Regions from separate parts of the Homo sapiens genome. Here region 1 is linked to region 2. The links are chromatin contacts, found by Hi-C or POLR2A ChIA-PET in ENCODE. All regions are on one chromosome and are shown on one strand. The core of a region is the stretch at or near the end of the contact, and the rest is flanking DNA. Distances in the headings are between cores, read along the strand shown.

Region 1 (5,577 bases), core at 2,526-5,025, 46 kb after region 2:
ACTTGCCTGGCCACTGAGTCCCTGTCAATGGCAGCTCAGACAGGTGACCCCAGAGCTACCCTCCCACCCCCTGACCAGGCCCGTCTCACAGGCCTCTTAGGAAGGGCTCTGTTCAGTAGATGGCAGGCACGTGGTAAGTGTTTCCTAAGCTGCAGCTGCTGTGTAGATAAAACTCAAAGCAGATATCACAAGTTTTGTCAGATCATACTGTCTCAATTTTGAGGTGAATGCATGTGTTTTACTACTTAACTACCTCTGAAATTTAGGGGTTTTTTGTTTGTTTTGAGACGGAGTCTCGCTCTGTCGACAGGCTGGAGTGCAGTGGCGCGATCTCGGCTCATTGCATCCTCTGCCTCCCGGCTTCAAGTGATTCTCCTGTCTCAGCTTCCCCAGTAGCTGGGCCTACGGGCATGTGCACCATCACGCCTGGCTAATTTTTGTATTTTTAGTAGAGTCGGGGTTTCACCAGGTTGGCGAGGCTAGTCTCGAACTCCTGAGCTCGTGATCCCCCCACCTTGGCCTCCCGAAGTGCTGGGATTACAGGCGTGAGCCACTGCGCCTGGCCCTGAAATTTCGCATGTTTTACGGTTGGCTTGTTAGGGTTAAATTGGTGCACCTTATACTTGGTTGCATACTAGACTCACTGGAATGATTTGACTTTCGTCATAGTTGCAGAGGCACTCTGAAACCCTATGTATGTGCTTCACCAGGGACAGCCCCACGCATGGGAGGTGGTGGCCAGCCATCACCCCAGGGTGAATTTCTCTAAGAGCAGTCCTAGGCCAGGGGGTGAGTGTGGGAAAGTCAGGGCCGTTTCCATCAGTTAACGTTTCAGAGCGGGTTCCCGCTGGAAGTGCTGGAAATACCCAGATGCCATCTGTAGCATTTTATGAACTGTGGCGGATCCACTCTCTGTGTCTTGAGCTTCTGCTCTGTGGTCTGCTCAGTGGAAGCATCCTGTCAGTCCACTGTACAGTGGGGTGGAGCCGCAGCCAGGGTGGGTGTGCCGTTTGATTGGTCACGGAATGAACAGGGCAAAGGTCACTAAGTAGATATGATACTGCAAGTAGGATTGTGGTCATAGGTATTTTTATGAATTTGTGTTATGTGAAGTTGAGGATTTGAATGTTGTGATTATTATATCCAGATAAAGTTCTAGCCTGGCACAGTGCAGGCACGTGCCTGTGGTCCCAGCTGCTTGAAGTGGGAGGAGAGCTTCAGCTCAGGATTTCCAGGCTATAGGGAGCTGTGGTCCCACCATTGCACCCCAGCCTGGGTGACAGAGTGAGACCCCATCTCAAAAAGAAAAGAAAAGAGGCTAGGCGCAGTGGCTCAGGCCTGTAATTCAAGCACTTTGGGAGGCTGAGGCAGGCGGATCACTTGAAGTCTGGAGTTCGAGACCAGCCTGGCCAACATGGTGAAACCCCCCCATCTCTATTAAAAATACAAAAATCATACTTACCCGGCAGGGGAGATACCATGATCGCGAAGGTGGTTTTCCCAGGGCAAGGCTTAGCCATTGCACTCCGGATGTGCTGAGCCCTGCGTTTTCCCCAAATGTGGGAAACTTGACTGCGTAATTTGTGGTAGTGGAGGGACTGTGTTCACACTGTCCCCCCCGCCCAAAAAAATAAAAATACAAAAATCAGTCGGGCGTGGTGGCTCACGCCTGTCATCCCAGCACTTTGGGAAGCCGAGGTGGGTGGATCACCTGAGGTCAGGAGTTTGAGACCAGCCTGGCCAACATGGTGAAAATTGGGAGGCCGAGGCGGGCGGATCCCAAGGTCAGGAGATCGATACATCCTGGCTAACACAGTGAAACCCCGTCTCTACTAAAAATAAAAAAAAAAAAATTAGCCGGGCGTGGTGGCGGGCGCCTGTAGTCCCAGCTACTCGGGAGGCTGAGGCAGGAGAATGGCGTGAACCAGGGAGGCGGAGCTTGCAGTGAGCCGAGATGGCGCCACTGCACTGCAGCCTGGGCGACAGAGCGAGATTCCGTCTCAAAAACAACAACAAGAACAACAACAAAAAATTAGCCGGGAGCAGTGATGCGTGCCGTAGTCCCAGCTACTCTGGAGGCTGAGGCAGGAGAATCACTTGAGCCTGGGAGGCAGAGGCTGCAGTGAGCCGAGATTGTGCCACTGCACTCCAGCCTGGGCGACAGAGCAAGACTCCGTCTCAAAGAAAGAAAAAGAAAGAAAAAAGTCTTCCCCGTGAGAGTAGATTTCTACTGAATCGATTGCTGGTTTTATGCCTTTTCTTCCGTGATAGGAAGTATGTCCAGACTCATCTGGCTGGGGATCCTCAGGAGAGCCTGCGGGGGGCAGCAGAGGCCCGCCTGGGCCAGGGCGTGCACCAGACCAGAATCCTGCGGATTTAGTATTGTGAGGGTAGAAGACCAGCAAGCAGCATGACCTCGTGGTTACTGATCTTATGAAGAACACTTGTCTTTCATATTTGGGACTGTGTTAAGGTTTTCTGGAATATTTTTGGTTGTAGTAACGATTCTGCTTTAGGAGCTTTCTTCTCTAGTGTTGCACAGACCTGAGTGATTTGACCAGCAGTGCTGCGGTAACGGAAGACCACTCGTGTCTTCAGACTCGTTCTGTTCCTGGGGGTGCTTGCTTGTTCTAGGCCCCCTTTGTATGGAGAGGTTCAAACCTTGATTGAATAGTCGCTACCCAGGTGTCATAACCTGTGGCCTCATTGGTGTCACCTGGACTTTTTGTCTGCTGTTTGCACCATCGAAAGTGATGTGCGCTGGCCGGGCGCGGTGGCTCACGCCTGTGGTCCCAGCACTTTGGGAGGCGGGGGTGGGCAGATCACAAGGTCAGGAGATGGAGACCATCCTGGCTAACACGGTGAAACCCCATCTCTACTAAAAATACAAAAATTAGCTGGGCATGGTTGCGAGTGCCTGTAGTCCCAGCTACTCGGGAGGCTGAGGCAGGAGAATGGCGTGAACCTGGGAGGCAGAGCTTGCAGTGAGTGGAGATCGCGCCACTGCACTCCAGCCTGGGCAACAGAGCGAGACTCCCTCTCGAAAAAAAAAAGTGATGTGCGCTTGGGACTGGGAGGGCGAGGCCCGAGGTACCTGGGTGCCCGATGCCCAGGAGGGCATGAGTGTCGTGTTGGATAACCTGCTCTCCAAGTAATAGGGTTTTGAGAATGTTTTTTTTTTTTTTTAATTGAGACAGAGTCTGACTCTGTCGCCCAGGCTGGAGTGCCATGGTATGATCTCGGCTCAGTGCAACCTCTGCCTCCCAGGTTCAAGCGATTCTCCTGCCTCAGCCTCCCAAGTAGCTGGGACTACAGGTGCCCGCCACCACACCCGGCTAATTTTTGTATTTTTAGTAGAGACGGGGGTTCACCATGTTGGCCAGGCTGGTCTATCTCCTGACCTCATGATCCGCCTGCCTTGGCCTCCCAAAGTACTGGGATTATAGGCCTGAGCCACCATGCCCGGCCTGTTCAATTCTTTGTATTCAAATGTATATCTGGAGTTATTTTGTTCAACTTCTGATCTGCTTTTCTTTTTGAATTACTGTATTCTAAGCATCAGTTTACAAGAAAAAAAATCTTTATTAGGTTTCCAGACCCAAGTCAATACCAATAAAATTAATGCAGCAAACATTCACTGAATGCTCTATTAGGACCTGGGGCAGTAGATGAGTCTGTGAATTAAAAGGGCTTCAGCATGTGGGGTTTGGTTTTGTTTCTCTGTAGCTAATCATACCTTTGGAATGGTTTTATAGTTTCAGGAAACCGTGGTTCTGGGCAGGGTGGCAGCTATGGGTTGAGGCAGTTGATCCTTCCTCAGGTGTGGCCGCTGGTCTTGTTGCTTCTTGACATTAACTTTGTGACTCACGAGGGCAGGCGTTCGTTTTCTGTGGCACTCTGTGTGTGAGCGAGCATGGGGCTTGTTACTGTGTGAAAAGGGCCAGCTGCCCTGCCTGTCTGCTCCTCCCTGGCTCGGCCGGGCGCTGCCATGGCTCCAGCTCAGATTCACTTCCTCTCGTACTTGGATGCTTGGTGATGGTCGTGGAAGCAGTTTTATTTTCTCTTGCTGTTCTCGTGTTGCGTTAAGCTCAGCATCACTGTTGCTTTTTATTCTTAGAATTAAGGAGGAAAGCTGAAATCTTTTGGGGATTTCTGTGTTTCCAGGGACTTTAGGAATTCTTTTTTTTTTTTGAGACAGGGTCTTGCTCTGTCAATCAGGCTGGAGTGCGGTGGCGCGATCTCGGCTCCCTGCAGCCTTGACCTCCTGGGCTCGAGTGATCCTCCCATCCCAACCACCTGAGTAACTGGGACCACAGGTGTGCACCATCACGCCTGGCGAGTTTTTGTATTTTTTTTTTTAATAGAGATGGGGTTTCACCATGTTGCCCAGAATGATCAAACTTCTAGGTTCAAGCAGTCTCCCCACCTCAGCCTTCCAAAGTGTTGGGATTACAGGCATGAACTGCCATGGCCGGCTGGAAAGTCTTTACATTTGAAATTCATTTTAAGTTAGGAGGAAAGGCCTAGCACACTGGCTCATATCTGTAATCCCATCACTTTGGGAGGCTGAGGTGGGCGGATCACTTGAGGCCGGGAGTTTGAGTCCAACCTGGCCAATATAGCAAAACCTCATCTCTGCTAACAATACAAAAATTATCTGGGCATGGCGGCAGATGCCTGTGATCCCAGCTACTCGGGAAGCTGAGGCAGGAGAATCGCTTGAACCCGGGAGGCGGAGGTTGCAGTGAGCTGAAAGTGCACTACTGCACTCCAGCGTGGGCGACAGAGTGAGAATCGGTCTCCAAAAAAAAAAAAAAAAGAGTAAAGGTGAGGGACACCTGTGATGTGGCACACAGCGTCTTTTCTCTAGCTTGCTTTGTTGACTCTTGTTTATAATTTCTTCAAATGTATTTACAGAGTTAATTGGGTTTTTTTTGGAATAGATAATATCTATTCCAAATAAAAATCCAGAAATACACATTCAAACTGTGGGGCTTTTACCCTTTTAACTGTGTTCCAAGTCCCTGTCCCTAGCATGCTCTGATTGTCAGTCCTTCCCTTGCCTGACCTACCTGTCTGAGTATCCTTTGGCAGTCAGGTTTTTGTTTGTTTGTTTTTGAGACGGAGTCTCGCTCTGTCGCCCAGGCTGCAGGCTGGAGTGCAGTGGCGTGATCTCAGCTCACTGCAACCTCCAACTCCCGGGTTCAAGCGATTCTTGTGACTCAGCCTCACGAGTAGCTGGGACTACAGGCGCCTGCCACCACGTCCAGCTAATTTTTGTATTTTTTAGTTGAGACGGGGTTTCACCATGTTGGCCAGGATGGTCTTGATCTCCTGACCTCGTGATCTGGCCACCTTGGCCTCCCAAAGTGCTGGGATGACAGGTTTGGCCACCGTGCCCGGCCGGCAGTCAGTTTTTACATGGTTCATCACAGATTTTAAATTAAGATTCCCCAGCAGGATAAAAGAAATGCCAGTTGTATTTTATTTTTCGTATTTGTATTTTTAGCAATTTTTTTTTTTTGTATAGAATGAGCCAAGGGCATCTAGAGCAAAGAGGTAGTTCCCTGCCCCGTC
Region 2 (5,441 bases), core at 559-3,058:
TGGGCAGGTCTTAGTGGCTGGACATTCCCAGGAGTTAGCACTGGCTATCATTCTGTAGGGCTCCCTCCCACCTCCAAACTCCTGGCTTCTACACCAGGGCATTCACAGACAGATTGCAGACTCACATGGTGGCATGTGAGGCTACAGATACACTTGCACAGGCCAGAGGATACTACTGCGTGTCCCCTGGAGCCAGGCCTGGGCTGGACTTTGTTCCTGGCTTAGGGATGCAACACAGAATGGGACAAGGCCTCTGCTCACAATGGTCTGTAATGTCACATCTCTGTGGTCTGCCCTGAACTGCCTGAAGCAGGGACTATTGTCCCTACATGTCCCTAGTCCCCGGGCTGGCCTGGTTGGGTTGAGCAAGAATCTCTGGAAAGAATGAAAGGCAGCAAATGGAGAAAACATTACTGAGAGCACGAGAGCAGGCTAAGGCCGTGGTGGTAAGGGACTCGGGCCTGTGCAAGAGTACCAGGAAGACACCTGTGGGAGGAGGTGGCCGGGTGAAGGAAGGGGCAGTGGGAGGAGCTTCCATGCCTAGGGACCAGTACCACCCCAGGCTGGAAGCCCAGAGTGGAGTCCTAGGACATCAGATCCTAAAGGGCTTGAATACCGTTTAAGGCTTTTCTTCCGGGAGCAAGTAGGAGCCAAAGAAGGGAAGTTGCGGGACTTGTTTTCGTGGGGCCAGTTGCCTGGTGGTTACGCGCCTCTCCTCTGAAGTCAGGCATCCTGTTCCAGAGTATCCTGGTTGCGCTTCAACTTGCGGAGTGACCTGGGGCAAGTGACTTTAACCTCAGCTTCCTCATCTGTGGAGTGGGGAGGGCGCAGCGCTGGTCGCCCTGAACAGGAAGTGAGACAACCTCGGGGTGCACACGCGCAGGCCCGAGCCGCAGGGTCCACGCCCGAGGCGAGGCGGCAGCGGCGCCTGCAGGGCGAGGGGACGAATCGCGATCTTTTTCAGAGTAACCCGCGTACAATAAAAAGTCCCCATGAAAAGGACAAACTAGCCAGGCGTGAGGGGCGGTGGCTCACGCCTGTAATCCCAGCACTTTAGGAGGCCGAGGCGGGTGGATCACCTAAGGTCAGGAGTTCTAGACCAGCCTGGCCAAGGTGGCGAAACCCCCGTCTCTACTACAAATACGAAAATTAGCCGGACGTGTTGGCGCGCGCCTGTAATTCCAGCTACTCGGGAGGCTGAGGCTGGAGAATCGCTTGAACCCGGAGGGCAGAGATTGGAGTGAGCTGAGATCGCGCCATGGCACTCCAGCCTGGGCAACAAGAGTGAAACTCCGTCTCAAAAACAAACAAAAAAGGACCAACTAAAAAAAGAATATAAATACAATAAATAACAGGACTTACGGGGGCAGGCTGACCCCTAAAGTAAGGGGTCGGGCTGGAAAGGATCTCAAGGGGTCAGAGTTTGAGCCGCCGAGGCGCGCGAGCCCCAGCACTCCTAGGCAGCTGCATCCGCCCCGGAAGATCCCCTGGGGCCCTGCGCTGGCTTTCCACAGCGCCATGTTGGACGGTCCTCCCACTTCCCACCTTCCCAGTCCTCCCGCTACTCTGACCGTTCTACCTGTGATTCTCGCTGGTGGAGTCAACCTGGAATGGATTCCCGCCGAACCACGCCTCCCTTTCCTGGTTCGCCCGCAGTTTCGGCCTATCAGGTTGAGTCGGGTAAACCAGGACGGGCCAAGCGGCACTCTCATTGGATATCACTGGTGGGGGCGGGAAGAAGGCGGAGCACGTGCCCGGGCGGAAGTAGCCGTCGCATCGCGGATTACGAAACGCCGCGGAGCTGAGGCAGTTCCGCTGGCTAGTGTGTACGCGGCGAGCTTCTCCCGGCGCCGCCCGCTCGGCTCCCATAGCGCCCGCGACAGCGGTCCGGACGCCGCCCGAACATGGACTCCGCCGGCCAAGGTACCTGCCGGGCCCGGCCCCTTCGCCGCAGATGGGCCCAGGCTGCCCGTTGTTCTCCGTCTCCCGGGGTCGCGTCTGCGACTCTCTGTCCTCTCGGTCTCGGTTCACCCACCCCGCGGCCCCTCTTCAGCTCCCGGGGCCACTGACCTCGAAGCTTATGATGGTCGTGGTGTGTTTTTTGCCCGCGGCCCAGACCGCTTCCTGGGCTCTCTCCAGCCGCCCTCCTGGTCTCCCCTGGGACCGTTCCGAGGTGTGGTTCCCTGGCGCCCGCCGTTGCTCCCGTAGTTTGGGTTCTGTCGCTCCCAGCAGGTCTCGCTTATGCCGCCCACCCCGTGCCCTGCTCTTGCTTGCTCTGCCACCCCCCGGTCCCTGCGCGGGGCCCTCGGGTTCACGCTGTCTGGCCCTGGACCCAGTCCGAGGTGTTGAGGGCGGCTCCCGAGCAGAGAAGGGGTCTTCGCGTTCAGCAGAGCTCCCCTTGGGCAGCAACTCTGCTCGGAGCTCAGCCTGCTTAGGGGTTGCCTCATGGAGAGGGGGTGGAGTGAGTCAGGGGCACACCCAGCATACCAGGCCTGTTTCCAGAACAGTCTCCCCAGAGCAGTATGAGATGGCCACTGAGGGGCGTGGAGCGAGCCCAGGAGATTAAAATCTTGAGAAGATGATAAAAGTCTGCCTTGCATTTTGGGGCTCTAGAGAGGGATGCTAAATTTCTTTCTTTCTTTCTTTCTTTCTTTATTTTTTTGAGACGGAGTCTTGCTCTGACGCCAGGCTGGAGTGCAGTGGCGCGATCTCAGCTCATTGCAACCTCGACCTCCCGGGTTCAAGCGATTCTGCTGCCTCAGCCTCCTGAGTAGCTGGGACTACAGGCACGCGCCACCAGGCCCAGCTAATTTTTGTATTTTTAGTAGAGGCAGGGTTTCACCATGTTGCCCAGGATGGTCTCGATCTCTTGACCTTGTGATCCGCCCGCCTCAGCCTCCCAAAGTGCTGGGATTACAGGCGTGAGCCACTGTGCCCGGCTACATATTAAGCTTTATAATTCCTAGGTGCTGCATTATTCTGGAGGGTGTTTTTTGTTTGTTTGTTTTTGTTTTTTTGAGATGGAGTCTCACTCTGTCGCCCAGGCTGGAGCGCAGTGGCTAGATCTCGGCTCACTGCAAGCTCCGCCTCCCGGGTTCACTGCCATTCTCCTGCTTCAGCCTCCCAACTAGCTGGGACTACAGGCGCCCGCCATCATGCCCGGCTAATTTTTTGTATCTTTAGTAGAGACGGGGTTTCACTGTTAGCCATGACGGTCTTGATACCCTGACCTCGTGATCTGCTTACCTCGGCCTCCCAAAGTGCTGGGATTACAGGCGTGAGCCACCGCGCCTGGCCTTTTTTTTTTTTTTTTTTAATTTTTTTTTTGGGGACAGCGTCTCCCTCTGTCTCCCAGGCTGGAGTGCAGTGGTGCAATCATAGCTTACTGCAATCTTCAACTCCTGGGCTCAAGCGATCTTCCTGCGTCAGCCTCCCAGGTAGCTGGGACTATAAGACTACAGGCGCACCATGCCAGGTTAATTGGTCTTTCTACTTTTTTTTTTTTTTTTGAGACGGATTTTCGCTCTTGTTGCCCACGCTGCAGTACAATGGCGCGATCATGGCTTCCCGCAACCTCTGCCTTCTGGGTTCAAGCGATTCTCCTGCCTCAGCCTCCCGTGTAGCTGGCATTACAGGCGTGCGCCACCATGCCCGGCTAATTTTGTATTTTTAGTAGAGATGGAGGTTTCTCCATGTTGGTCAAGCTGGTCTCGAACTTCTGACCTCAGGTGATCTGCCCGCCTTGGCCTCCAAAAGTGCTGGGATTACAGGTGTGAGCCATTGTGCCCAGCCTCATTTGTCTTTTTTTAAATAGAACAGAAAGGCTGGGCTCGGTGGCTTACGCCTGTAATTCTAACACATTGGGAGGCCGAGGCCAGTGGATCACTTGAGGTCAGGAGTTTGAGACCAGCCTAACCAACGTGCCAAAACCCCGTCTCTACTAAAAATAAAAAAATTAACCGGGCATGGTGGTGTGCTCCTGTAGTCCCAGCTACTTGGGAGGCTGAGGCAGGAGAATCGATTGAACCCAGGAGGTGGAGGTTGCAGTGAGCGGAGATCGTGCCACTGCACTCCAGCCTGGGTGACAGAGTAAGACTCGTCTAAAAAAAAAAAAAAGAGAATCAGTGGATAAAAAAGTGGATACGCTTCGTTTAGTAAGCGTTTGTGGAGCGCCAAGGAAGTGCACACGGCTCCAGTCCTATGGGACATTTGAAGGGAGTGAGATGCAGCCAGCTTTTAAGAAGAGTATCTTTGTTAAGTGCATTTAATCTGGTGTCTTTGTGTTGTCTTTTAAAAGGCATAGTTTTTTTTTCTTTTTCTTTTCTTTTGTTTTTTTTTTTTGAGACAGTCTCAAAAAAAAGAGACGGGGTTTCACCATATTGGCCAGGCTGGTCTTGAACTCCTGACCTCAGGTGATCCGCCCGCCTCAGCCTCCCAAAGTGCTGGGATTACCGGCATGAGCCACCCCGCCCGACCAGTTTTTCTTTTTTTTTTTAAAGAATTTTTTTTTGGCCGCGCGTGGTGGCTCAACGCCTGTAATCTCCCGGGTTCAAGTGATTCTCCTGCCTCAGCCTCCCAAGTAGCTGGGAACTACAGGCGCGTGCCACCACGCTAACTAATTTTGTATTTTTAGTAGAGACGGGGTTTCACCATTTTGGTCAAGCTGGTCTCGAACTCCTGACCTCATGTGATCCACCTGCCTCGGCCTCCAAAAGTGCTGGGATTATAGGCATGAGCCACTGCGCCTGGCAGTAAGCCTGTTTCTTTTCAGAATGTTTTGGTCAACAGGGAAAGTGTTACAATAGTCATGTGCTTGGATTTGGAGAGAATCGAAATAGACTGTTTTTCTTTATGTGAAATCTTGTAGACTTTTAGGGTAGTCAGGAAGATGCATTTGACATGAAGAAAAAACAGTGGCTGCAGGAATTTGAATGTGATCTGGGTGTAGTTGAGGTGTGTGGTGGCAGCACACCGCTCTGCACCTCTCTGCCTGCTGGCGGCCTTCTGGCAGTGGGATGAGAATCGGGAGGTAAGTAAAGGGAATTTTGTTTTGCTGCCTCCCTGAAGGAGCTGAATGAGCAGCATGTGCTCCTAGTACGTAATTTTAGCATGTGCTCTGTCAGATGTGTTGAGAGGAAAGTGATGCTTATTGTGTATATTAACCATATTAGGTTCCTTTTTTTAAAAAAAGTGGAAATTTGTCAGGGTATGGTGGCTCACACCTGTAATCCCAACACTTTGGGAGGCCAAGGCGGGCGGATCACCCGAGGTCGGGAATTGGAGACCAGCCTGGCCGACATGACGAAACCCCGTCTCTACTGAAAATACAAAAATAGCCAGCGTGGTGGCGTGCGCCTGTAATCCCAGCTACTCGAAGGCTGAGACAGGAGAATCACTTGAACCCGGGAGACGGAGGTTGCAGTGAGCTGAGATCGCACCAT

What was found. A loop is a pair of places that touch in the nucleus more often than their neighbours do. ChIA-PET counts read pairs that join two places held with the same protein, here RNA polymerase II (POLR2A). Pooled maps may share reads with other maps.
Region 1: a loop to region 2 is called in a pooled map, with 4 times the contacts of the local background. The contact joins the enhancer-like site here to the promoter of TPD52L2 in region 2. A Hi-C loop is called at or near these places in 1 of 168 maps with a recorded cell type or tissue (CD14-positive monocyte), 1 of 37 single-sample maps with no recorded cell type and 4 of 50 pooled maps. POLR2A ChIA-PET finds 5 or more read pairs at or near these places in 16 of 52 experiments (AG04450, B cell, CD4-positive, alpha-beta T cell and 13 more).

What each region holds. Positions count from the first base shown.
Region 1 is chr20:63,907,501-63,913,077 of GRCh38, forward strand. All of the region lies in intron 1 of DNAJC5 (DnaJ heat shock protein family (Hsp40) member C5), which reads left to right. It also overlaps the pseudogene RNU1-134P. Among named protein-coding and RNA genes, the nearest start is that of MIR941-1, 9.2 kb to the right of the region's middle. RefSeq lists enhancers at 2,856-3,355, 4,777-5,277. Within about 2 kb of position 3,776, at least 15 of the 41 ENCODE cell types and tissues checked have a DNase peak (open chromatin) inside an H3K27ac peak, as active enhancers do; they include CD14-positive monocyte and PC-3, where a contact is called at or near this core.
Region 2 is chr20:63,863,462-63,868,902 of GRCh38, forward strand. TPD52L2 (TPD52 like 2) reads left to right here and starts at 1,809. Exons shown (of 7, transcript NM_003288.4): 1 at 1,809-1,923. The coding sequence starts at 1,905. ABHD16B-AS1 (ABHD16B antisense RNA 1) reads right to left here and starts at 1,612. Exons shown (of 2, transcript NR_165314.1): 1 at 1,363-1,612; 2 at 1-809. RefSeq lists enhancers at 537-766, 860-2,059, 1,099-1,819, 2,541-3,260 and a silencer at 1,227-1,276.